3 separate regions of the Mus musculus genome follow, and regions 2 and 3 are each linked to region 1. Evidence: chromatin loops called from intact Hi-C (ENCODE). Cell type or tissue: heart. All regions are shown on one strand. Each heading gives the region's core, and the rest is flanking DNA. Links, peaks and the distances in the headings are about the cores only.

Evidence for each region. A loop is a pair of places that touch in the nucleus more often than their neighbours do. Peaks named below come from ENCODE experiments on the same cell type or tissue, not always from the same donor. Only the 100,000 strongest peaks of a DNase experiment are listed, where the experiment ranks them.
Region 2: it touches region 1 in a loop (2.1-fold over the local background); 6 of 42 quality-filtered maps call a loop at or near these places.
Region 3: it touches region 1 in a loop (1.9-fold over the local background); 3 of 42 quality-filtered maps call a loop at or near these places.

The regions. Positions count from the first base shown.
Region 1 is chr11:86,802,519-86,810,878 of GRCm38, forward strand. Dhx40 (DEAH (Asp-Glu-Ala-His) box polypeptide 40) reads right to left here and starts at 5,142. Exons shown (of 18, transcript NM_026191.2): 1 at 4,920-5,142; 2 at 3,942-4,109; 3 at 1,739-1,884. The coding sequence starts at 5,031. In heart, for the core only: no CTCF peak of the experiment used is centred there; DNase peaks (open chromatin) are centred at 4,633 and 5,113; H3K4me3 peaks cover 1,550 bases; H3K27ac peaks cover 1,157 bases.
Region 2 is chr11:86,753,043-86,761,402 of GRCm38, forward strand. Cltc (clathrin, heavy polypeptide (Hc)) reads right to left here and starts at 4,525. Exons shown (of 32, transcript NM_001003908.2): 1 at 4,206-4,525. The coding sequence starts at 4,247. It overlaps Gm42085 (a long non-coding RNA gene), which reads left to right and starts at 4,671. Exons shown (of 3, transcript XR_880101.3): 1 at 4,671-4,834. In heart, for the core only: a CTCF peak has its summit at 4,922 (motif pointing left); DNase peaks (open chromatin) are centred at 3,279, 4,529 and 4,829; H3K4me3 peaks cover 3,984 bases; H3K27ac peaks cover 3,793 bases.
Region 3 is chr11:86,703,050-86,711,409 of GRCm38, forward strand. Cltc (clathrin, heavy polypeptide (Hc)) reads right to left here. Exons shown (of 32, transcript NM_001003908.2): 17 at 8,292-8,360; 18 at 5,901-6,023; 19 at 4,421-4,566; 20 at 4,003-4,186; 21 at 3,618-3,810; 22 at 2,924-3,081; 23 at 2,097-2,261; 24 at 1,839-1,946; 25 at 1,591-1,758; 26 at 1,031-1,180; 27 at 822-953; 28 at 615-725. Among named protein-coding and RNA genes, the nearest start is that of Ptrh2, 23 kb to the left of the region's middle. In heart, for the core only: no CTCF peak of the experiment used is centred there; no DNase peak of the experiment used is centred there.

The sequences.
Region 1 (8,360 bases), core at 166-8,165:
GCCATTATATGAATGTTGGGAATTGAACCCAGGTCTTTTGCAAGAGTAACAAGTGCCGGGTGTGATGGCGCACACCTTTAATCCCAGCACTCAGGAGGTAGAGGCAGGTGGATCTCTGAGTTCGAGGCCAGCCTGGTCTACAAAGTGAATTCCAGGATAGCCAGGGCTACACAGAGAAACCCTGTCTCGAGCCCCCCCCCCCCCAAAAAAAGAGTAAAAGAGTAACAAGTACTCTTAACTATCCAGCCATCTCTCCAGCCCCTAGTAATAAATCATTTTTTTAAAAAAAATCTAACCAACATGTCAAGGAACCTATGATTTAAAAACAAACAAACAAAACATACTCTAAGAAAAATAAACATTAACACTGTCATGGTTTGAATATGTCTGGCCCAAGGAGTGGTACTATTTGGAGGTGTGAACTTTTTGGAGTGACTAAAAAGTGACTGTGGGCATGGGCTTTTTTTTTTTTTTTTCCCCTTGAATAGCCCTGGCTGTCCTAGAACTCACTCTGTAGACGAGGCTGGCCTTGAACTCAGAAATCCACCTGCCTCTGCCTCCCAAGTGCTGGGATTAAAGGCGTGCGCCACCACTGCCCAGCTGCATATGGGCTTTAAGACCCTCATTCTAGCTCCCTGGAAGTCAGTCTTCTAGCTGCCTTCTGAACAAGAAGAGGAACTCTCAGCTCCTCCTGCATCATGTGTGCCTGGATGCTGCCATGATCTCATTCTGATGATAATGGACCGAACCTCTGAAAATATAAGCCAGCCCCAATTAAATATTGTCCTTTAAAAGAGTTGCCTCAGTCATGGTGTCTGTCCACAGCGGTAAAACCCTAACTAAGACAAACATCTGATAACAGATAAACTAGTTGAGGATGGGAAATAAGAGTCAGATACCTAGACGGGCAGTAGTGCAATCCCTTTAATCCCAGCACTTGGGAGGCAGAGGCAGGTGGATTTCTGAGTTTGAGGCCAGCCTGGTCTACAGAGTGAGTTCCAGAACAGCCAGAGCTATACAGAGAAACCCTATCTGGAAAAACCAAAATAAATAAATAAATAAATAAATAAATAAATAAAATAAAGTCAGATACCTAAGACAAGGCCTTAACAATATGAAAGAAAAAAATTAATCCTAGGGGCTAGAGAGATGCCTTAGTGCTTGGTTAAGAACATTTGCTGCTTTTTTCCAGAGGACAAGGATTCGGTTCCCAGCACCTATATGGTTGGTAGCTTACAACCATCTGTACTTCCAGTTCTAAGGTATCTGGGATCCTTTTCTAAACTCCTTGGGTACCATGGATGGTATACAAAGACACTGGCAGGCAAAACATTTATGTTCATAAAAAGTAAAAACAAAACAAAACAAAACACACAAACAAACTAAACTGTCCTATGTGGATTCTGGGGATTGCACTCAGGACCTCATGCTTGCCAGGCAGGTACTTTACCAACTGAGCTACCTCCCCAGGCCATGTCCTGTTCCCCCAACGCCTTAATATCTTTTTTTTCTTTTAATGAAGGAGCTAGCCTACTTGAGGAGTTCTAGGCCAGTGATAGACCTTATCTCAAAAACAAAAGCAAACGATAAATCACATACATGGCACTCGGAGGATAACACTCGAAGTCATCCTCTGGCCTCAACACATACGTGTATATACACCATCACAGAAAGACACACAGAAGGGCTGGAGTGTGTGTTTTTAGTACTTTAAATGTATACTAGTAAATTTTTATACCTTGGAGCTGCAATCATCAAAACGAACTTGGTATCCTACTTTAGATCCCAAAGTGCATTTCATTTCCTCAGCAACCCTCTGAGCAACTGATATGGCGGCTACTTTTCGTGGCTGAGTCACACCAATCATACCATGTTGTGAAAACCCTATTAAAACCAGAAATATAAACACAAAGCAGAGTTAGCAATTCTTTCTTCCGACTGAACTAAAATTAAAAACTGTTCCTGGTCAATCGATGCAAATGGTATGTTTTCAAAAGAAAACCCTACAAGATCAGCAACATACTGCAGTACATTTGCATAAACATTCTTACTATTAATTTAAAACAGGAATGCACATTCACAGACGAAACAGCTCAGAGGTAAAGATGCTTCCCTGATACCTGAGTTCCACTCCAGACCCTACACTGGCAGGAGAGAACTGACTCCCTAAAGTTATCCTCTGACCTCTACATGCACACTGTGTCCCACATGTGCCTAAACACATATAGAGATAGCATATGAAAGGAAGTTTTAAAACATAAACCAGAGCCAATTTAAATATACATGTTAATTAGGTTTGAGGTTTTTATTTTTTTAAAGCATTTAAACAATAAGTCAAGGATTCTATAAGTTTGGTTGGTCTGTTTTACAAGATCTCATTAGTCTACCATACTGGCTTCAGACTCCTGGACCCTACATATCTTCTGCCTCACAAGTAGCTAGTACTATGGCATAAGTACGGTAAAACCAAAATACAAAAAAACTCCACACACTTCCTAAACTTTTCTTTGCCACAGAATAAAACTGGATTTAAAAATACCACTTTTGCATAAATTTTTGTAAACATTGTAACCATTTTAACATCCCCGAAAATGGAGATGTATTGTACCGTTGGTAGCACTTGCTTTCTTACTGGCATGTAAAATGACAGCACGCCTTAGCAGGCGATGTTGAATTAGGACAGATGCATCCGATTAGGTTACTGTGAGGGCAGGCGTGATGGAGGCTAGCTCAAACAGCATACGTAGGCCATTCTCAAAAAAAAAAAAAAAAAAAAAAATTCCCAGCAATGGTAACATACACCTTTAATCACAGAACTCAGGAGTCACGGGCAAGTGGCTCTCTTAGTTCCAAGACAGCCAGGGCTACACAGAGAAACCTTGTCTTGGAAAAAAAGAAAAAGACTTAAAAATTCAAAGGATATGTTTTTATTTATGTATAGTGTATATATATCTCTGTCTTTGAATGTGCACATTCAGGTCCCTAGGAGTCCAGAGGAGGGTATCGGAATCCCCCAAACTAGAGTTATAGGTGGTTGTGAACCGCCAATATAGGTGCTGGGAACAAAAATCTGGTCTTCTGAAGCAGCAGCAAGAGTTTACATCTGCTGAGCCATCTCTCTAGTACCCCCCAAATTAACTTTTATTTTAATATGAGTAATATATAATTTTCTCTTTTCCAAAATTATGAAAGAGAATGTTGCCACACTGATGAGACACTTTATTGGTAATTTGTTTGCTCAATTCTGGTAGAATCTGAGAATATTTGTCTGATAACGGTCTAGAGGAAGAATAAATTGTCAGCAACAGCAAAGTAGTGGTGGCACACACCTTTAATCCCAGCACTCAAGAGGCAGAGGCAGGTGCATCTCTGAGTTCCAGGCCAGCCTGGTCTACAGAGTGAGTTCTAGGGCTACACTGAGAAACCCTGTCTCAAAAAAAAAAAAAAAAAAAAAACCAACACCCCCCCAACAAAAATATGTCCCCAACAGAGGTCAACTATCCTTTCCAATTCACAATTGTTTCAGTTCTCACTGGCTAATGAGATAACCTTATCCTAAAAGAGAAAATTAACATCCTTTTATTTTTCCTTCTTATCATATAACCATAGCTGGCCTGGAACTTAATATGTAAACCATGCTAGCCTTACAACTCAGAGATGCTCCTGACTCTGCCTACCAAGTGCTGGGATTAAAAGTGTGCACCACCACAATCAGCCTTCTTCTTCTTCTTCTATTATTATTATTATTATCATTGTAGTTTAATATGTCACCCCAACAATTCCGGAGCCTGAAATAAATCCAGAAAGCCAAGGAGACATAGGGAGGCTAAGGATCTGACAAAGCAACGCAGCAATGGGCATTTGCACACTACAGTACTTTCATTAAAATTTAAAGAATTTCTCTCTTTAGTGCTTCCAGCTTTATCCAAGAATAAAATTACCTGCTTCATAAAGGTATTTAGGGAGTTGAGTTGTTTTACCACTTCCTGTATTTCCAGTAACGATGAGGAACGAGTTGTCCCTCACAGCTTGAATGAGCTTTTTTCTTTGTTTCTGAATAGGAAACGTTGGAGTTGTTCCTCCCTCCTGTGATGTGCATCCTTTCTCTTCTGTAACAACACAAAAACAATTGTGCAATGAAAACACCTGAGAAGAGCTCTCTGACAATGGCTCAGACCTGAAAGAAGAATGCACAGGAATCGCACAACGGGAAAGATCAATCTATGACTTTTCAGTTACGTCAACCATGTACAAATCACACGTGAAAGTTTATAAACTCAGAATAACTTTTTTTGGTAAAATCAAACAACTTCAACATTGTTGATGTGTAACTCGCCGTACTTGACAAAGTCAGTCAAGCACAAGACAACGTGTATGTATGCATACCTACCTGGAAAAACTAAACTCAATTTTATTAAACAATAGATCAACAACCTGAGCACAGCAGAACAACTCTGAGAAGAAGAAGAAGCCACCTGTATTTGCTTCTGATTCACAGTTCAAGTTAGGTCCCTGTTCAGAGTGACTGATATCCCAGAAGGCCAAGTGGTGGGTAACCATGGAAACTGGCTCCTGGAAACGGGCTCCCTTCATACCGTACCCAAAGGCAGGCTGGCGGCCCGACGAAGGGGAGGGGGATGAACGGGTAGAGAACAAAGGCTTTATGAGGCTGTAGAACAGCAGAAGGCATTTGGGCGTTCGGGTCCACTTTCTTGCCCCCCAGAGAGGTTCTCACCCAACTTGGGTTTGGGACCGCCCCCTTCTAAGCCAAAGTGCTCACTGGACGCAAAGTTCGTCGTCTGGCTTAAAAGACCAAAAGAACGTCTAAGCTCCCTTCCCACCTCCTCTGCCGCCCACAGATGTACTTTTCGCCCCGCAAATAACTCCCTCCGGGTGCCACAGCGTCCCGCGGACCGTACCTCTGTCAGCGATGCGAACAGCTGACGGCCGCTCTTCCTGGAGCTCTATTGGCCGCTCGCCTTCCTCCTGCCGCCTTGGCGCCCTGCCCGCGACGGCGGGAAACCGGGACATAGACCCGGTCCGGAGAAGAAGCGAACACGTCCACGGAGCCGAGGAGATGGGAGGGGAAAGGCGAGGACGCGCCCTGATGACGTAGGGGTGTTTACTTCCGCGCGTGCGACTGGCTGAGAGGGGTGGGGGAGCGGCTCGATGACGTGGCGGCCTCTGCTTGGACGCGCACGGGCCCGCGCTCCTGGGGGCCCCGAGGCACCACCCCCAAGGAGTCCCGCCCATCGCCACGTGCCTCCGCCACCCGCGAAGTCACACCTGAACACCTGAGGGCCAGGTCACAGTTTGTCCAGTGTGGCCCTTAGTCACCACAGCATCCCCACAAGTCTTGCCTATCTCCAGATACCAGTTGAATGACCCTTTCCCAGGAGCCGAAGCCATCCTACAGTGTGACCTTGGGCAACTCACTTCCCTATCGTCCTATCAAGACACATAGTGCGGTCCAACTTGTAGTTCTGTAGTTTTCAAAACTTAGATTCCCATGCTGTTTCACTTCCTTCATGGAACCCTTCATTTACATTTATTTGCATATTTTCCATACCCTCCAAGAAGCTGGGAAGACACACATGATCCAGACTTCCGGAACACTATATATTGTACACCCAGCAGGGAGCAGTGATTTGAGGTGGACAATAGGGTTTGTTGAGGATAGATGAATGAATAACATCTGGGTTGTTGGTTGATTTTTTTTGTTTTTTTCGAGACAGGGTTAACATCTGTTTTAAAATAAGTTGACTTTTAGTGGAAGTACGTTCCTTAGAAAACACAACTGCTGAAAATTCTACAGATACACATTATCTGAGGTGGTGTGGTTTACTTATTTTTAAAGGTATGTTGGGGACTTGGTGTACAGTTCAGTGGTAGAATACTTATCTACGATATGAGAGACCCTGGGATTCAATACCCAGTACTTTATCAAAGCTGAGTGTGGTCCTAACACTTGCGAGGCAGAGGCAAAAGAGTTGCTGTGAGTTCCGGGTTACCACCAGGATAATTCTGAGAATGAGACTCTGTCTCAGAAGAGGAGGTGAATAAAGGGGAGAGGGAGAAAGAAGGGAGAGGAAAAGAGAAGGAAGGAGGGAGGGGGGGAAGAGGGGAAAAGGGAGGGAGGGAAGGAGGGGGGTTCTTGGACTAGTCCTTCAGTGATAATGCCAGCTGATTTTCTGAGTTGAGTTAATTATGAAAAAATGTGAAGAAACCTGCTTCTTACACTTAAATCACTATGTAGCCCAGGATACCCTAGAACTCATGATCTTCCAGCCTCAGCTACCCAAGTGCTAAATTACAGATATATGTGACCTTGTCCATTTGCTTCTTGCACTTTTCAGTAGTTCCTGCTGTTAAAATTAATCATGGTTTATAGGAAGGCAACATAAAACTACCATTCACTTATCAACCCAAGACCAAACTAGAAAAGATGTAAGATGTTACAAGAATCCAAGACTTTGCTTTAAAACGTACATGTATCAACTCCTTTTCAACGTAACTGATCAACAACTCCTTTAATGCAAGTTTATCAGAATTTGAATGATAGCAAGTCAGGTGTAACTTTCTAACGGCTGAGGCAATAGCCCTAGTGACAGGAGAACATTTTAGATTTCTCCAAAACATTAAAACCATCTCTGAACCTTTCGATTTCTATTAGTAATTCAAACTATTATGTCAGAAGAGATCAAAATATACAATTGTAGTCAGACCATGAAGATATTGGTGACCTCTGTAACTGAGCAACAGACCAGCTATTTCACAAAGTCACTTTCTAAGAAAATAAGCAGAATCATTTCAAATCAGGAATTGTGACCATTTACTAAGCAATTTGTATTTAAATGATTAAGTATTTGATATATACAGTTTTGGACAAAGTCTCACTATATATCACTATATAGCCCTAGATGGCCTGAAACTCATTAAGTAGATCAGGTTAGCTTTGAGCTCCCAGAAGTTTGCCTGTCCAGGGATATGGGATTAAAGGTTAATATTCTCTGGTTTTCACGTGTGAGAAAGAAATTTCTGAAACTTCCTCTTGGTGATGAAAAAGAGAGAGATAAGAAACCTCACAATCATACTAACCTAATACTGGAATGAGAAGTGGAATTATTTAAATGAGGAGTGTCTTTCAGTGGTTGTAACTCTTAGAGTTGACTCCATTTGTTGATAACCACCTAGCAAAATATCCAGAATAAAACTGGAAGCCACGAATTAAAGAAAACAAAGTCAAGGAGCCTAGATGGTAGCACCATCCAACCAAGGTTTTCCCAACCTTGGCCATGTAGACTATTTTACTATTAATGACATAGGGATATTCCTAGTATTTCTAGACCAATGATCTTACAAATTACAATAACAAATAGAATACAAACACGGAGTAAAAGTGGAAAATGTGTGGGCTGAATTTTGGAAGAATGGTAAGCATCCCCAACATTGAATCTATGTCTCGTTACCTCTGAGTCAGGAGAAAGAGTACAAGTGATAAGCAAAGGTTAAGAAGTGTGGATTGCACCTTGCTGCTGTTGCTTCAATGAGCAGTCTTCCAAATGTTCTTGGTTCCATGCAATCTATTTCCGAGCATCAAGGGCTCAACTGTAAAGACTTTCAAAATGATGAAATAATGTGATTACATCGCCATTGAAAAAGAAAGCAAAATATGGTGGGTGGGTAAGGGGGACTTTTGGTATAGCATTGGAAATGTAAATGAGCTAAATACCTAATAAAAAAAAAAAAAAAAAGAAAGCAAAATATAGGGCCCCTGAAGTGATGGTTAAAGGGCCCTTCAATTATTACCCACTGGATTGCATTGTGCAGCATGTGTTACCCACCACCCCACCCATATACACACTGTACACACTCACATACACAATAATAAAATATTGTGAAGTAAAACCAATACATGAAGCAAAAATATCATATGTTGTTTACATAATAACAAGCAGAGTCCCAAACACTAGACACATAATAATGTCAGAGACCCAAGAACAGAACATGATGGCTTATGGCTCATAGAAAGACTGAACAGTACTATCACTAATCTGATTAAATAAGAATTGTTTTGGTCACATAAAGAAAAGCAGACAGAATCCGTACTGTACGGAGAAGGGGAGGTATCACAACACAAACTGAGAATGTATTTGATGGGCTTGTCAGTCACTGGTTCAAATGGATGAAGGCAAGTGAAAGGAAGATTGAGAACAGATGGTAAAGACACCCTGACTCAGGGGATGTGATGGAAAAGGCTGGGACAGGCCATAGTGGTGCACACCTTTGATCTCATCTCTTGGATGCAGAGGGAGGAGGATCACTGTGAGTTTGGGGCCAGCCTGGTCTACACTTGAAGT
Region 2 (8,360 bases), core at 214-8,213, 49 kb before region 1:
ATAGTATCTTGGGTATAATGTGTTAAATAAAACATGAACTGCACCTATATTTTCCCTGTTACTTATGACCATCACATGTTTCTGATAGTCAGAACTTGTCTCACTGAGCCAGCCCCAAGACTTCCTTTGTTCACTGTATCACATCACTAATCATACTTTAAACAAGAGGAAAATCTCTTCTCTAGGCCAAAGTCCAACAGGAAAGAAAATAGTAGGAAATCTGTGTAGTTTCTTGTTCTATTTTTAAAAAAAGGAATTATTTATTTTATGTCTATGAGCACACTGTAGCTGTCTTCAGAGGGCATTGGATCCCATTACAGAGATTGTAAGCCACTATGTGTTTGCTGAGAACTGAACCCAGGACCTCTGGAAGAGCAGTCAGTATTCTTAACCAGTGAGCCATCTCTCCAACCCTCTTGCTCTCTCTCTCTCTCTCTTTTTAATTAGATTTATTTATTTTATGTACATGAGAATTTTGCCTGCATATACCTATGTGTGCTACATGTGTGCCTGGTATCCTTGGAGGACTGAAGAGCCCCTGGAACTGGAGTTACAGGAGATGAGGAGTTGTCTGTATGTGATGGGAACCAAACCCAGGTGCTCAGGAAGAGTTAACAGTCGCTCTTAAGCACAGAGCACCTCTCTGGTCCCTTGTAGCATCTCTTAAAGGCAATCACTGCAGCAGGGCATGATGATGCAGGCCTAGAACCCCGGCACTCAAGAGGCTGAGAAGCAAGAGGATTTTGAATCTGAATCCACTCTGGGCAACATTAGCAAGACACTGTCTTTAAAATATGATTTATGGTCAGGTGTGATGGAATATGCAATAATTCCAGCACGCTGGAGCCAGAGGCAAGCAGATCTCAGTTCAAAGCCATCCTGTTATACATAGTAAGTTTCAGACCAGACAGTGCGATATAGTTAAGACTCTGTCTTAAAAACAGAAGAGGCGATCCAAACCCCATTCTGACTATGGCCCCTGAGTACGGCCTCCAGCCTTAGTCTTCCACTGTTAATGTGAGACAGGACCAAGGGCTGAGTGAGGACACAGCACACAACAGAAGTTGGACTGCTCTCCTCCTCACTCTCTAGCCCTCACTTATCAGAAACAACTGTCCCAACAGCACACTACCCAAGTTCCCAAGACTTTAAAGTGAAAACCATAGTTTTGCATACCTTAAAGTATAATCCCAAACAGGGCACAAGTATTTTCATTAAAATTGGCCAAACTCCTTAAAGCTGAGTAAACTAACCTTTAAGAAAATTCTGGGGGGGGTGGGGGGGGAGGGAATCGGTCTTCATTTAAACTATTTCCACGGTAGATTAGAGTCTACTTCCAGGTGGCATGCTCTTCTAGTCTTCCTAAGCATCTATTACTGCTTTCTCTTTGAAACCAAAACCTTCTTAAGAATCCTACTATTCAACTCAGCAACACATTGCATGTCTGTGTTTATGGATCAAAGAGAGAAGAACGGGGTGGAAAGATTTGTAAATGAAAATTAAAAGTATCCAAATGCTCAACAAAATGTGTCAATTGCAAAATGCTTAATATGCCAGGAACTGAAAATTGCAGGCAGTGGGGTTTTGTTGTTTTGTCCTTTGAGACAGGGTTTTGCTGGCTGGCACTGAACTTTCTGAGTTCTGCAGCCTAGAATTTGTTCAGAATCTGCAACTCAACAAAAATTCCTTCATCACATAAAATATCAAAATTATGTGATATAGTTCCAAGCCTTGATGACAGATCTTCATCTAAACAAATGCACAAAGGGATATGAAAATAAATAGCAATTTTTTATTTGCAACATTCTCATAAAAAGTTTAAAATAAATTAATTTAGAGTTTGCTGTTAACTTTCACAAGTGAACTCTACACTCCTTACTTCCCAGTTCTCCTAAATGCTTTAGAAAGTTGTTTTCTAAGCAGAATGGCAGAGGCTGGGCAATCAAAGACTTAAGATGACAACTGGAATAATCCTTACACTGTATGTTTGTTTGTTAAAAGAGAGGGAATAAAAGTCTGAGATCAGAAGATACATTATCCTTTCGGCACACCTGACTCTATCTACTAGAGTGGGATCCTACCAGCCAAAGCCTAAAGTGTAATGAGGTCCTCCAGAAAATAAGCATCCGAGATCTTCAAGTGTATCTGTAAAGCTATTTTATAAATATTCAAAATCTTTAAATTTTGGAAAACAGTTTCAAATATTTGCAGAAATTGCTACTCACATGCCACACCTGCATTAAATCTGTTTTTAATTAGTGACAAGTTTGGATTCCAGTCTGTAAGACCATTCAACAATTCTGGTCTTGAGTTTAATAGAAATGAAAAACTATTACTCAAATCACCAGCAACGGTCATGTCATCAGCAGTTGTCTTTGCTTCTTTTGTGTAAGGTTTATACACATATTTGCAGAAAGCTATTTCTGGTAACTTCAGTGTGGCCAAGTGTTAATCCCAAAGATGGGAGAAGAAAAAACAGCAACCCAAATCATGGTCAAATTAATTAAAGCAAGCAATTAATTAAAGCTAGATTTTTTTCTGTTGTTAGTGTACACAGGCTGCCTCCCTCTTAACTCAGCCTGAAGAGCCCACTGTCCACTAACATCCAGAACAGTGCTTTCCTAACACTTTATATTCTTAACAGAGGAAACTCAAGCTTGAATTGAGAACAAAAATTAACTTCTCTGTCAGCATTGTCACTTGACATTTTTCAGACCTTTACAAAATAGAGATCTTATTGCCAAAATCAGATGAATTATTTGAAAACTAGTGATGACTGAAGAAAATGTATTCAAGTCATTTAATGGGCAAAGAAGTCCTAAAGTAAAATAATTCGTTAATGTTAGCAACACGGTAAAGTCTATAAAGAAATATTTAATTATTTTACTTGGTGCTAAATTTTAGTTAACCCTCTTTATTATCAAACATCTTTTATGTATATCAATGAAGAAAAGTAAATCAGATTGCCTTCAATGATAAAGCACTCAATAAGTTACCAATATTTGAACTGGATCACTGCACCTCCCCCTCATGAAATTAGCCCTTCAGAAGATGCAGCTGAAAGCAGATTTCTTTATGGGGATACTTGAGGGAAAGTAAATTAATATGAATAAATTATGATGTCAAAGAGTCGGGACAAGTGAACCAGGAAAATCAGCAGTTCAGAAGAAGCGTAATTCAGCGAAGCCCTCCAACAGTCACCTGCCTAGGCCAACTGCTGGCAGGTTGCCAGGTTAGACAATGGTGTATTGACTCCAGGATAAGGTGCAGTGGGGGGCGGAGGGGGGACGCCCCAGACTATTAAAAAGGAGCCAGTTACAGATCAACTTGTTAGGTACTGACACAGAGCAGGTATGCACTTAAACCCGGCTCTGATGAATTCCACGCAGTCCTGTGAGACATACTCCTGCCGTAATCCCACAACTACCTGCTAAATTCCAAAAGGCCATAAATAACCTCTAAATAACTCTCCCTACCTGCAAGAATCAAAGTGAGCCTAAGAGCTACACTAACCCTCTGAAGAAACCAAGAAAGGAAAAATATGCGCGTTCCCCTTGGGACCTTGACCCCAGGCACCGAGACTGACACCGCCCCTTGCCGCCCCTCTATCTTCTTTCTGTTCCTTCAGTGAGTGTGACCTTCGGTTCCTTATAGATTCAGGGAAGGCAAGCCACGAGCCACTGCTACCCTAACCCCAAGGTGCCTTTCTCAGTGGTGAGCTGCAGAGGGAGGATGCAGCTCCTCCCCAACCCACCCGCCACACAATTCCTGGGTGCAGACTCGATGTAGAAATGGGAATAGACCAAGGGAAGGTGACAGCCCCGCGTCGCTCAGGGTTAACGAGAAATCTTGCTCTGGGAGAAACGCGCGAGAAGCTCCCCCACCTAGCCCCTACCCAAATGAATGAACTGAGTAAAATGGGAAGGGGGGTCTGGTATGCGCAGTTCTTGCAATCCAGGAAGCAGAATAAGAGGTCGTCAGACGTAAGGCCTGGCCTCGCCGCCCTTTGCACTCCGATTCGTCATTTCCATCCTAGTCTCATATCATTTAACCCTTTAAGCTTTTAAGACACTGTCCTTCCTCCACCTATGCCAAATACCGACACCCCCCACTCCCCTTCTCTCGATCCCTTTCGGGCCAGGCCGCTAGCTTCTTCCTTCCCACGACCCTCGAAAAGTCCCTCAGCAGCCCCGACTCACACGTACCTGGAGATGCTCCTGAAAGCGAATGGGCAGAATCTGGGCCATGGCGCTGTCGGGGAGTATGGTCTCCTCCTGTCACTGGGGCTGCAGGGCAGTGCCTGCCCGGGCTCTCCAAGGGAGAGGAGGAGACGGGGAAGGGGAGGGGAGGCTGGGCTCAGAGGGATACTCTCCGGGGACGCAGGGAACTGGCAGGCAGACGAGAGAGCTTGGGTCGGGGGCGGAGGCTCCAGGGGCCGGGAGAGCCGCAATGGCGGAACCGGGAGCAGCGCAGACTCCGGAAACGGCTGAGCCCTGCGGAAGGATCCCGAGGCAGAACTCCGCCCAGTCTCCTCACGCCGTCCGCCTTATGTAGCCTTCCACAGACGCCGCGCCGCGGTCGGGCGTAGGGATTCAGGGACGCAGTGCGCGGAGCGCTCTTCGCTGATGCGGCTGCGGGGAAACAGAGGAACCGAGGGACTACTTTTTCTAGACTCATCACTTTCCCCAGGCTCCGGTTTCTCCCTTCTCCCCTCCCCCCTCCCACTTTTTTTTTTTTTTAACATTTTGCCACATCATGCGACTCGGGGCGAACTACGTCATTTCCGTAGGCGCTGTAAGACCCACCCACGCACTTCCCGGTGCACGTGATGCGGGTAGGGAAGGGTCGGTTGAAGGCTGCCAGAGTGGAGGGCGAGAGGCAAGATACTGGCCGCTGCTCCTGGGGAGGAGGTGGCGGTTGAGCCCCCTGCCGGCGTGGCGGCCTGGGCGTGAGGACACCGAGTGCCTGAGGAGAAGGCCGCGGCGTGGGTGCCGCGGTGACTAAGGGAAACGGCCCCGCCGCAGAGCTCCTCGGGCGGCTGGCTGCGGCGCGCCTCCCCCGCCTGGTTTCGCGCAGTGGGTGGTTGCTGACACCTCAGGGAGGGGGACCGTACTGAGCTGCAAGCTTCCTTGCCCTGACGCACGCCCTTCTGACGCCAGGAGAGCCGGATGGCTCCTCGAGATCCTCAGATAAACCATCTCAAAGGACAGGGAAGGCCATGGGAGAAGAATCTCCTGCTGGCCCCTGGAGAGCGCTTCCGCGGACATTTTGGTGGACTTAGATCAGCCTAGTGTAGAGATCAGTTTGGCCTTCGAGAACTGGAGGGTTCGGCCACAGGAAAAAGCTTAAAAGATGTAGATCAAAGGATGGCTAGGGAAAGAAACCTCAGGGGCTGTCTTGGAGCTGAGGGATTGACTGTTAGTCATACATGGTAGTAGGACCATTACCTGTAGTTACAGGGTGGGCGATGTAATAAGCCCTTCAAAACCGGAGCACCTTGCCTTCCTACAGCAGTAAGCTATCTGCAGCATTCATTAGCGATTAATAGCCGCCCCAGAGCTCTTGCTAAAGTGTAAGGTGTAATGTCTCACAATAGCACCAATATAAGGAAGATTTAGAGAGTTCATTTCCACATAGTTCGTCTTAATCCCCCTGAAAGTTCTTGAGGAAATTACTTTCAATGCCCCTTTCAACCTAAAGAACATAAGACAACCACTGGGTGTACAATAATTTTGCGTAAGCGGTTTTGCTTAGAGAAATCTGCTTAGTCATTTCAGTTGCGTTTAGTATTCCCCCCAAATACTGCCTTTCATATCTGGGCTGAGAGGAGAACCAGGCAAGTGAGAAGGCAGACAACAGACCCTTGAAGAAGAGCCTTGCCACCATATTTAGGATGTTTTGTGTTTACATAATTTCACTTAAGCACTTGAATGTGCCCTGTCCTGCAATGTTTGAAAAGATTGTTTTCATAAGACTTTGTCCTTTTCTAGAGGTGGGCAAATTTTAAATTAAAATCCTAAGGGAGTTACTGTTTTATTACAGAAATGTCAGTAGCTTAATAGAATTGCACTTTCAATCTCAGAATTTGGGATGTAAGAGCTTCACCATGAACAGATCACCACATTTCAATTTATTGACAAGGGCCTTGTATTTTCATACAGACCCTGCATGAAAGGACATTTCAAATCCCCAGAGCAGTTGATTTTACTTCCTTGGTGTGGAATACCTAACCAAAAAGTGCGCTGAGACTGCTTTGTCATCACACATAGAAATTTCAAGAATGAGTTGTTTTCAGAAATCATTTAGAAAGAAGAAAAGTAGATGGTGATATCCCAAATCATTCTGCTTATTAATAGGACTGCTGCCTTGCCTGCCAGATTCTCCTCTCAGCCTAAATATGAAAGGCAGTATTGGAGAAAAACAGTAAAAGCAACTAAAATGACTAAGCAGATTTCACTCAGCAAAGGCACCTTAAACAGTTAATGCCCCCCCCCCTTTTTTTTTCCAAGAGAAAAATAGTGTAAATGATAATGCTACCCAATGCTGGGGACACTGTGGTGCTCACCTGTGATCCTCACACTGGAGGGTTCTGAGGCAGGAAGATCTAGAGTTCCACATAGCAGGACCTTGTTCCCCCAAACTAGAACAGCTCCAAACTGGCATGCCTCTTAAAGATCAGTAATTTGCTGTAATAAAAGATGATTATAATGAGATTGTGCTGGCTAAATTTCCAGCAGGACAGAGACAGGGGAAAGGACAGTTCCTGGTTTAGAAATCCCAAACACAGTAATCCCAGCATTCGGGAGGCAGAGGCAGGCGGATCTCTGAGGCCAGCCGGGTCTACAGAGTGAGTTCCAGGACAGTCAGGGCTACACAGAGAAACCCTATCATGTAAAACCAAAAAGAAAAAAGAAATCCCAAACACTGAGGCACTAAGTTTTCTAAGCTATACCTAAAAGGCGTGGTTTTAAGCACTACCTTAAAATAGATAACCTGATAAGCTCTAAAACAAATCCTGCTATCCTGTGTAAGTAACTTTTTTATCCAAACAGACTGCTGCAAAGGATGAGTCATCACCCTGGCTTTTAGTTTGCCCTGTTTTAGTAAAAGAGGTCATGTACTAAATGGTCAAGGTATGAATTTGAAGCTATTTTTACAGAGTTATCAACAGCAGGCCCTTATATAGTAAGCGCCATAACAAAAACATTGCTTTGTATGTTATTTTGAGGAATTGTAGTTTCTCAAAATCTACACAAGAAAACTGTATTGTTCGCCAGTTCTATATTTTATACCAGGAACTCTGTAATGGTTATAGATGTGTAACCATCCTGGAACACAAAGCAAAACCCACCACTTTTCTGCTGGGTGTGCTGGTACATGCCTGTAATCCTAGCACTTGGCACTTGGGAAGCCAGGATAATAGTGAAGAGAGTCAGGAATTCAGGGCTGGTTTCCTATATTGAACAGACTGAGCTACATGAGATCCTGCCTCAAAACAAAATCTTTGATAGCCACACATGATGACTCACACCTGTAGTCTCTGAACTTCCCTGAGTGAGGCTTATGCCTCATCTTCTGTGGGTGAGGTTGTGGGGAATTCAAGGGCAGCCTAAACTACAGAGAAACTGTCTCTCCCTCACTGTCCCCACCCCAAAGCCAAACCTTTTTATAGGATTCCTCCATAGTAGTTCATCTTAAGGCAATCCCAAAGCCTTCTAAAAACAGCTTGAACTAATTGCAGTGTAAAAGTCATAGACATTCATCAGATAGACAATGATTAATTGGAAAGTAGAACTCTAATGCTTCATACCAAATATAATTCAGATTTTAGAAACCATAAGAGACACTTTGGAATTATACAGGTAAGATTCTGGTTTCACCATTTAAACAGCACCTTTAAAATACCTCAGCCCCTTAGAGCTACTGATAAGAATTGTAGCTTTTCATGCAAGATAAAAGAGAACCATAGCGCTTGCCACTAAGAAAGAGAATCTCCCTTGAGTCTTAGGGATTGGTCAACATAGTGCCCACTGTGTTTCAGTGCAGTATGATCAGACTATAGGCAAAGTTCCTCAACAAGGATAAAGAGTGGACAAAAAACATTTGCAAAGCAATATGGCCTTTCTACTTTAGTCTGAAATGGACCTGAGCTTATATCTTTCTTTCACTGTCAAGCTGTTCTTGAATACCCTATAGACAAGTTCTATAATGGATCAGGGATGGCAATAAGATGTACAGTGAGTATTCACTAAAATAGCACCAAGTATATTCCAAATGAAAGGCTAAGACTAATCTTGTGGGAACTGACCTTGACTCTGGTCACATTAAACAGGTCCCTCCAGTTTCTAACAGACTCTGGC
Region 3 (8,360 bases), core at 252-8,251, 99 kb before region 1:
CTATGAAATTGGGAGAAAATGTAATGTAGACAAGCACGTAAGCTGTTAGGAAACTATTCTTACAGACTAGACTTTGAGCCAGGGGTGCTGACACAGAGCTCTAACGAAGCACTCAAGTATGATGTCTGTGAGGGAAGCCTGCGCTACTAGGCAAGTCCCAGCCAGGCCAAGTGAGGGAAAAATCGCAATTAGTAACCTAGACAGTTTCTATTTATGTGTTATCTTTCATAAGAGCAAATTTAAATGACAAATACTAAGACATTAGGCGAGGAAATTAATAAACAGTTAAGTCCACTTAACAGCAGTCAAGTTTATGGACTAATTGAAAAATCAGTGCCTCTTGGATGTGCAATCAGGATGTAAGAGGGGAAGGAAGCACATATTGCATATAAAATATATCTAACTCAAAGAGTGAAACTTGTCATAAAGCTGAACACTTACCCATCCCGAAAACCTTGCTGAATTTAAGGACTAAGCATCCACATGCCTGCTACTTAAAAATTAAGGCTAACAGGGTTCTTTTGTTTGTTTGTTTGTTTTTACCACAGAACATGTCAGTGTTAAAGCTAATCAGAGTCTACTGTTAAGTATTCACAAGAATCCAAAGGTTTTACCTGGTAATCTTCTTCAGTAATAAAGAGGTTGTTCAGTGATTCATTCACAGATTTGTTGTTGTGGTTCTGCACTGAGCGTAAATATGGTTTCACCAGTGGTAGCTGTTTTACCTTTAAAATAAAGTTTGTTAGAAAGGTATCCATGGTTGAGAACTGTATCCAAGTACATCGAAATCCTCACTGTAAAGTTCAGTTTAAAACAGTTACCTTGCTGAAATAATTGACTGCACGAGTGTGATCCAACCGTGGAGACAGCACCATGAGCAAGTCATTTAACAACAAAGGCTTGAATTCTAAGTAGAACTGGATTGCTTTGTAGTACAGTTCCACATTAGCCACCTAAAAATAGAAATGCACATCAGTTTCTATCCAAGGAGCCTTCTCTTTCCACAGTGCACACTTCTGAGTGTATATACCTTGGTGATGATGTCTTTGAACTGCCCTTCCTTCCATGCATCGGTGGGGTGATTCATCATGGTAATGATGGCATTGTCATACTCTTCGTACTTGTCATACAGAAACACCAGCTCTGCCCAGAGATGAGCCTGTTCTGCAGCTCTCAGCACCTGCACCACAAAGTTGCTTTAGATGTAAATATGACTCCTGCAATCAGCCTAACAGGGAAAATGTTTTTTTTTTTTAATTTATTACTATTATTTATTTATTTGGATTTTTTGAGACAGGGCTTCTCTGTGTAGCCCTGGCTGTTTTTTTTTTTTTAATTTATTACATTTATTTATTTATTTATTTATTTATTTATTTATTTATTTATTTATTTGGATTTTTCGAGACAGGGCTTCTCTGTGTAGCCCTGGCTGTCCTGGAACTCACTCTGTAGACCAGGCTGGCCTTGAACTCAGAAACCCGCCTGCCTCTGCCTCCCAAGTGCTGGGATTAAAGGCGTGTGCCACCACGCCCAGCGAAAATGGTATTTTAAATTATTAGAGCTAATCAGTGGTGAAGACTGGTTGGTTACCTTAGGAATATTCACTCTCGACCAGAACAACTCCAGGTGTTCTCTCATTTTCTGTGGCTTGAATTTAGAATACAAAATAGCTAGCTCTGTGAACATTCCCATGTGAGCTCGCTCCAGTCCCAAGGCTGCCTCCAACATGGTGATGAGTTCTTCAAAATATCCACGATCCTACATAAAGAAAAAATGCAATTAGAGGAGAGAATATGTGTACGAAGGTTTCAATTCACATAAAGGCCTGGTGTCGTTACCTGATAGTAGTTGATAAGCTCCTCTAATTCATCTGCATGCACCACAATATGGAGTCCACACATCTGAGCAAGGCGGAACTCTTTCCCATCTACACAGGCAAAGCAGACCTAGAATAAACATTTTCCACTATGAGAACCCAAGTATAAATATGTGCAATTATTTCAACTCAACAGAAAAGAAAAAACAGTACAACGGTACAAGAGAAAAAAAAATCAAACAAAATGTTAATTCATCATTCAAACTTGGGTTTAGATTACCTCTTTCCATGTTCGAGTACTATTAGCTTTTCTGGCACCATCAACTGCTGCCTGATACTCGCCAAGGTGAACAAGGGTAGATGCCAAGCGTCCAAAGTTAGAAACATTATTGTACAACAACTTAGCAGCATCATACATTTTTTCATCATAACAACGGTCACCAACCTAAGGAGGAAAAGCAATCCATGATCAGTAAAACACAGGTTTCAGCCTAATCCCTTTTCCAAATTCTTATCTTACTACAAAGGAACAGATGGGTTTAGTTGAATATGCTGTAAAATTCAGCACCCAGAAGTTGAGGCAGGAGTAACAAATACCCATTCTTCATGCCACTGAATTTTGTATCTCAAAAATTACAAATAAAATGAATGAACATACACACACTCTATCTCCTAAGAACAGTTTAATTTCATAGCCCTAAAATATTGATTCAGCCAGGGTGATAAAATTACTCAATCATTGAACTTTCATGTGTTAAAATGTGGAACTCAGTTGGAAAGTGCTTGCCTTGCAAACAATAGGATGTGAGTTAATTAATACCTATGACCCACAAATTCAGGTGTTGCATGTGCTTGGAATCCCAGCACCAAACTAGTGGTAGATCAGTCCCTTGTGCTTGCTGGCCAGCTAGCTTAAACTACTTAGTGAGACTTTTGCCAACAAGAGACCCTGTCTTTTCTCCTAAGTAGATAATTCCTGAGGAATAAAAACAAGAGCCTGTCTTCTGGCCTTCACATGCACTTTGATGCAAGCATCCCACTGAAAACAGACAGACAGACGGACACACATGCACAGGAACTGGGGGGCAAATTAAACAGGAAACCCACTTGCTGAATATGAGCATTATTTGGCCCATTGATGAACTCTTCTAATTCTGCAAGGCGGTTTGTTTTAGCCAGTGCAAATATCAATTCTGTCTCCACATAGGACTCTCGAGCCTTCTTGCGTGCCATCTGCAAATACTTCACCAATTCTTCCCAGTTTCCTAAATAAAGAGAAAAATAAGTCCATAAACTAGCACCCTTGTTTTATATTTCCAAGCAAATATGTTAGATGTGCTATTAGTTCCCCCTGACAATTTTTTTTGAGTGTCATGCTATCTAAACAGCCTACGCAGTCCAAGAGTTTAAGGCATCCTGCCTCACTGGCAGGTGTACATCACCACACCAGCTTAACTCCTTTTTCAAAGAGACATTACTTAGAATGGCAAATATAAAGTGGATATACTTAAAAGTATAAAAATACATATCTATATTATTATTGCCCCGAAACTGCTTGATACTTCTGCCCACTTTAAAGTTATATTCCAGAGCTCTATCAGGATTTTATCAGACCTCAAAACAAAATGAACTTTCTCCAGAGACTTTCTAAACTCAGTCAGTCTAGATCAAGATGCTGGGCTAAAAGCTTTCACACGTAACCAGGGAGTGTCTGACCTCTATACAATTAAAACTTAAACACCTTAATGCTTGGCTTAGTGATTTTTTGGAGGTCTCAGGACATAAAGACAAGAAGTCTTACCGCTGGCATTGGCAGCCTGGACAACTTCCATGTAAGATGAAGGATCATCTGCTTTGATGTAAGAATCAATGGCTTCCTTCACCATTCCTTTCTGCAACTGAGCTTTTGCAAGTTGACTCCAAACAGCAGGCTCATTGCAGCGTTCAGCAAACTCATATGCACGATCCAGGTTTCCAATATGTTCAATCAACACCTGGGCAATATTTTTGAATTGGTGTTACTGTAAAATGGATCTCACCCAACATAGTTACATTTAAACGGATAGCATTTTATGATTACTCTACTGTGATAGCAATCTGTGCATACTCTCACAAGAAAACGCATTCTTTGCATCAAGAGAAGACATTATTGTCAATATCTCAATTCATGTAATTTCAAGATTTACCTGCACTGCTGAAGTATTGACATCAAACTTCCGGAAAATAGCAAATGCCTCTTCAAACAGCTCATTGCTGATGGCAATGTTGGCAATATCTGGAGCATCATAATTATCCAGGCGGTTAATATACTCCATAACACGTGTTCGGTCAGCCTTAATTGCAGTGAGGATGAGGAGATTTTGCAGATTCCTTAAGAAACCAAGACATTCAAGCACAATGTCATCAAAGAGTCATCAATGGTGAGGAAACACCACTGTGACACTAGAGGGTTATTTGTCTCAAGGGTCAGGGTGAGAAGAGCGTGTATTAGGAGAACAATCCAGAAAACTATCTGTTCTCTTTGTTTTCTCTTCCTTCCCCAAACCAACAGGCCACAAAGAGAGGCTGAGGAAGCCAATGCAAGCCCCTGGCAGCATAGCATACCTGTGCTCACTGAATACGGAGTTATCAAGAACGATTTTCTCCAGCAGTTCAATGAGCTCATTAGGAAGATCTGCTGTCATAAAAGCCTTCACAGTTACTGACACTTCTTCTGGGTCCTGAGTTTCAGACAAGGCTGTCTGTACAACCTACAAAGGATATACATGGAATAGTTTAAAAAAAAAAAAGGTATTTTTAAAAAGATATTGCCTGGTAAGAACAAGTTAGTTAGCTTTTCATTAGAAAACCTCAAATAGAAGGAAAAATACCCTTCTACTCAAAGATCTTTGTACACAAATATACATGAACACGTTTATATATGATGTTACCATTAGTGATTATGCAATTTTCACTTTCCCCTGTTAAAACACTATCCATAATAACGTATCACTATTTCTTTAATGGATTCTTATTTTCAAATCCCTAGGCACAGATAAGAAATTGAACAGCTCTTGTTTTGTCTACTTTCATGTGCTCAGATGCCATGTGATTGCAGGGAGCTTTGTATCTACTTGGGAATGTGCCTTGGAACCACTTTCTAGAGAGTGAGTGAATAACTCAAGAGCTAGTAATCTATGCCTCAAAATGCTCTATCTTTTTGTCTATCAGAAGAATTTAAGAATCATTTTAACAACAAGCAACAATTAGCACTTTAAATTCAAGATTTCAATTTCATATAGGTATAAAAATCTTCACTCCAGTGCTGTGCTATTTAGTTAAGACTTACTACTGATTTGGGTATCGAGTGTGCTATTCCTGTGTTTGTGTGCATGAATGTACAGGTGCATGTATCCAAAGGTGATCCAGGTGTCCTGCCCAGTCACGTGCTACTTTACTTCTGAGACAAGCCTCTCCCTGCAGCTGGAGCTCATTCATCTGGTTGGACAGCTGACAGCCCGAGAGATCTTCCCGTCTCTGTCTACCCAGCACTGCAGTTACATACAGGGGCTTTTATGTGATGCTAGGGACCAGAACTTAACAATCTCCATGATGCTTACTTGGACTTTTAGAAAAGAATTTGAGATAGAATCTTGCTACAGTCATAGGACAAGGTGAACTCAAACTCATATTCTTCCTCTCTCAAACTCCTAAGTACTAGGGACTTCAGGCATAAGCTGTCATACCCCAAAATTACTTGGATTTTTTTGTTTTTGAATTATCAATCCTCATTGTGTGCTGATGTACCTTTGTAAATGTCTTGATTTTGGTCATGTGTCAGGTAACTACTTTTAGTCAATCCTAATTTATTCCCTTTCTTTAGTGGTGATGAACTTAAGATAATTTTATGTTTTTAGACTTCACTTTCCTTATAATATTTTACACATATACATGATTTTACATTTATATAGTACAATTTTAATGTTTTTTTTTCACTTTTTCTGCCTTCTGTTATAGTTAAATATGACCCATTTAAATATATTTGGATATATGATAGGAAAGTATTCCAAGTAAGAATGATTGGAAACATTTTTGTGATTCTTACCTGGTCAATTAACGGTCTTCTGTATGGATTGCTTTCCAGTAGCACACTACCCCACAATTCTGGATCCTTTCGACGGACTAAGTAGCGAGAAAGGCTTTTGAAGAGGGAATTCTCATTGCAAACCTAATTAAAATAGCAAAGGTTAATTTCAGTGCAAATAGTAAAAACTACAGACGAGTCTGAAAGTTATTTGTAATCATATCAACTCTTTTAAAAAAAAATCTATTCTATATAGAATCTTGGGAATATCACAAATATTCTCACTGAAACTAAAGGATGGGGGAAAATTTAGGCACTTTTAAAAAGACCCCCACTACTGCATCTTTATTTTTCTTGTTTGAGATTGTGGTCTCACGTACCTGAGCTCTAAAGTCCTATACCTACCTGCCTTTACTTCTCACATGCTAGAAATACAGACACACACTAGCATATTTAGCTTATTTTTGATGTTAAAGCATTAGTTTTGTATTAACCTTAAATTATAGCTTTGTATTACAATCCAATACAGATCTGGTCGCCTTCAAAACTTTCTTCCAGTGTTTTATTAGCTAGTGCACACTTACTTCTCCATATATCTGCATGTAAATATGCATAATCTTTGAAAGTACATACATACATACATACATACATACATACATACATACATACATACATAAGTTTCTAAGGTCTGACCACTGAACAATTCTAGAAGGAACCTTCAAGATAGAACTTGGTTACTAATGGCATCTTTCATTAAAAGGTTGGGGGTTGCCTGAAAAAAAAGAGCAACTCTAAGCTAGGAAAGTTGCACAATGAGCCTTGAAGTGCCTCAAAGCAATCAGGCAACAATTTGCATGCCAACAGAAATTACAGTAATGGATTGTAATTCAAAGAGCACAACAGGAATCTATGAATCCAAGAATACTGACTAATAAATATGACAGAATTTGTTTTCAGCACTGGGATTTGTAAGCAGGACCTCACTCATGGTGGCCCAGTTTTCTACCCTTGAGCTCTAACCCATAACTGATAAAAGGAGAAAGGGATGAAGTAGTCATCAGCCTAGTAAGAATGCCTTATGTTACAAAGGCCAAGGATAGACAAGGAGGAAGAACATGTGCACCATCTGTTTATGAGGACTCCTGAAGGGAAGGTGGACAATTCAGTGGAGGCTGGCGACATAAAGAAAGAAAATAAGCTTCTAAATCCAACAGCACGGGGCAAATACCATTTAAACAGCGCTCTGAGTAGAAATTAGACCTGAAAACCTAATTATAGAAAACCCTTATTGAAACGCTTGATTCTAGCTACAAAGCAAAGTGACAGAGGGAAACTGAGGACTGTTTTCCTGTGGCCAGGCAGGGAGCTCACTTATACAGTACTCTCCCAGCACATGCAGTCTCAACACTGCAGAAAAGGAGGAAATGGAGATCATACATTTACATCAAATGTTCAGGAGCCAGCAAAATGGCTTCGTAGGTAAGGTCACTTGTCACCAAGGCTGATGACCAGAGATCAGTTCATTAGACCCATATCTACTGAGGAGATAATGGATTCCTACAAGTTATCCTCTGACTTCTACATACTTGTGCACAAGTAATAAATACTTTAATTAAAAAATTACAGAACAGGGAAATCCATTGGGGCTGGGTGTGGTTAAGCAGTTGTGAGGTTCTATGGGAAGGGAGTGTATGGAGATTTACTGAAAAAGAAGGTATCCTTGCTCAGTGCTGAGCGCCTGGATAAGAGTGGTGATTTTGCAACACTGAACTCACTGAAAGCCACTTAGATGTTCACTTTACAATGGAAAATTTGGTTATGCACCTATTTCACCAAAACAAACAAACCAAAACAAAAAACAAAAAAACAAAAAAACTAACAAAATACAAATAAAAAATTAGTTTACCAAAGGTATCAATCATTTAAAAACAAAATAAACAAACAAAAACAAATTTCTAAGAACTAATTTAGAATAAAGAGGCTAAAGAGTGGACACAATTGTGATCCTAAACTACAGAAAACCCTGACAAAACTGAAAACAAGCTTTTTAAAGTATCTTGCTAATGTCTGACTGTTGCTAGTACCCACATAAAGATACTTCTTCATTCTTACAAAGTAGAACCGGAATGGATGCAAATCCATGAGGTATGTAACCTAGTTAAAATGCTTTGTGTGGCAGGCCGTGTACAAGAACCCAAGCAAAGCTAATACATGTCAATTCAGGAGAGAGTGTATATAGACTTAGGTTTACTACTATTTCCAAATAAAGTTTTAAAAAGCACACATCTGCCCACAACTGTTGCACATTAACTAAAAAAAATCATATAGAATCTCAAAATTTGCTAACTGGAAATACAACTAGTTAGAGAACTACAGGTATCTCTGCACACACTCAGCACACTCAGTACTCACATTGATGAGCTCCAGGTCACACTGGCCACGTTCATAAGCAACACAAGCCAGATGGGGGTCTCTCTTCTC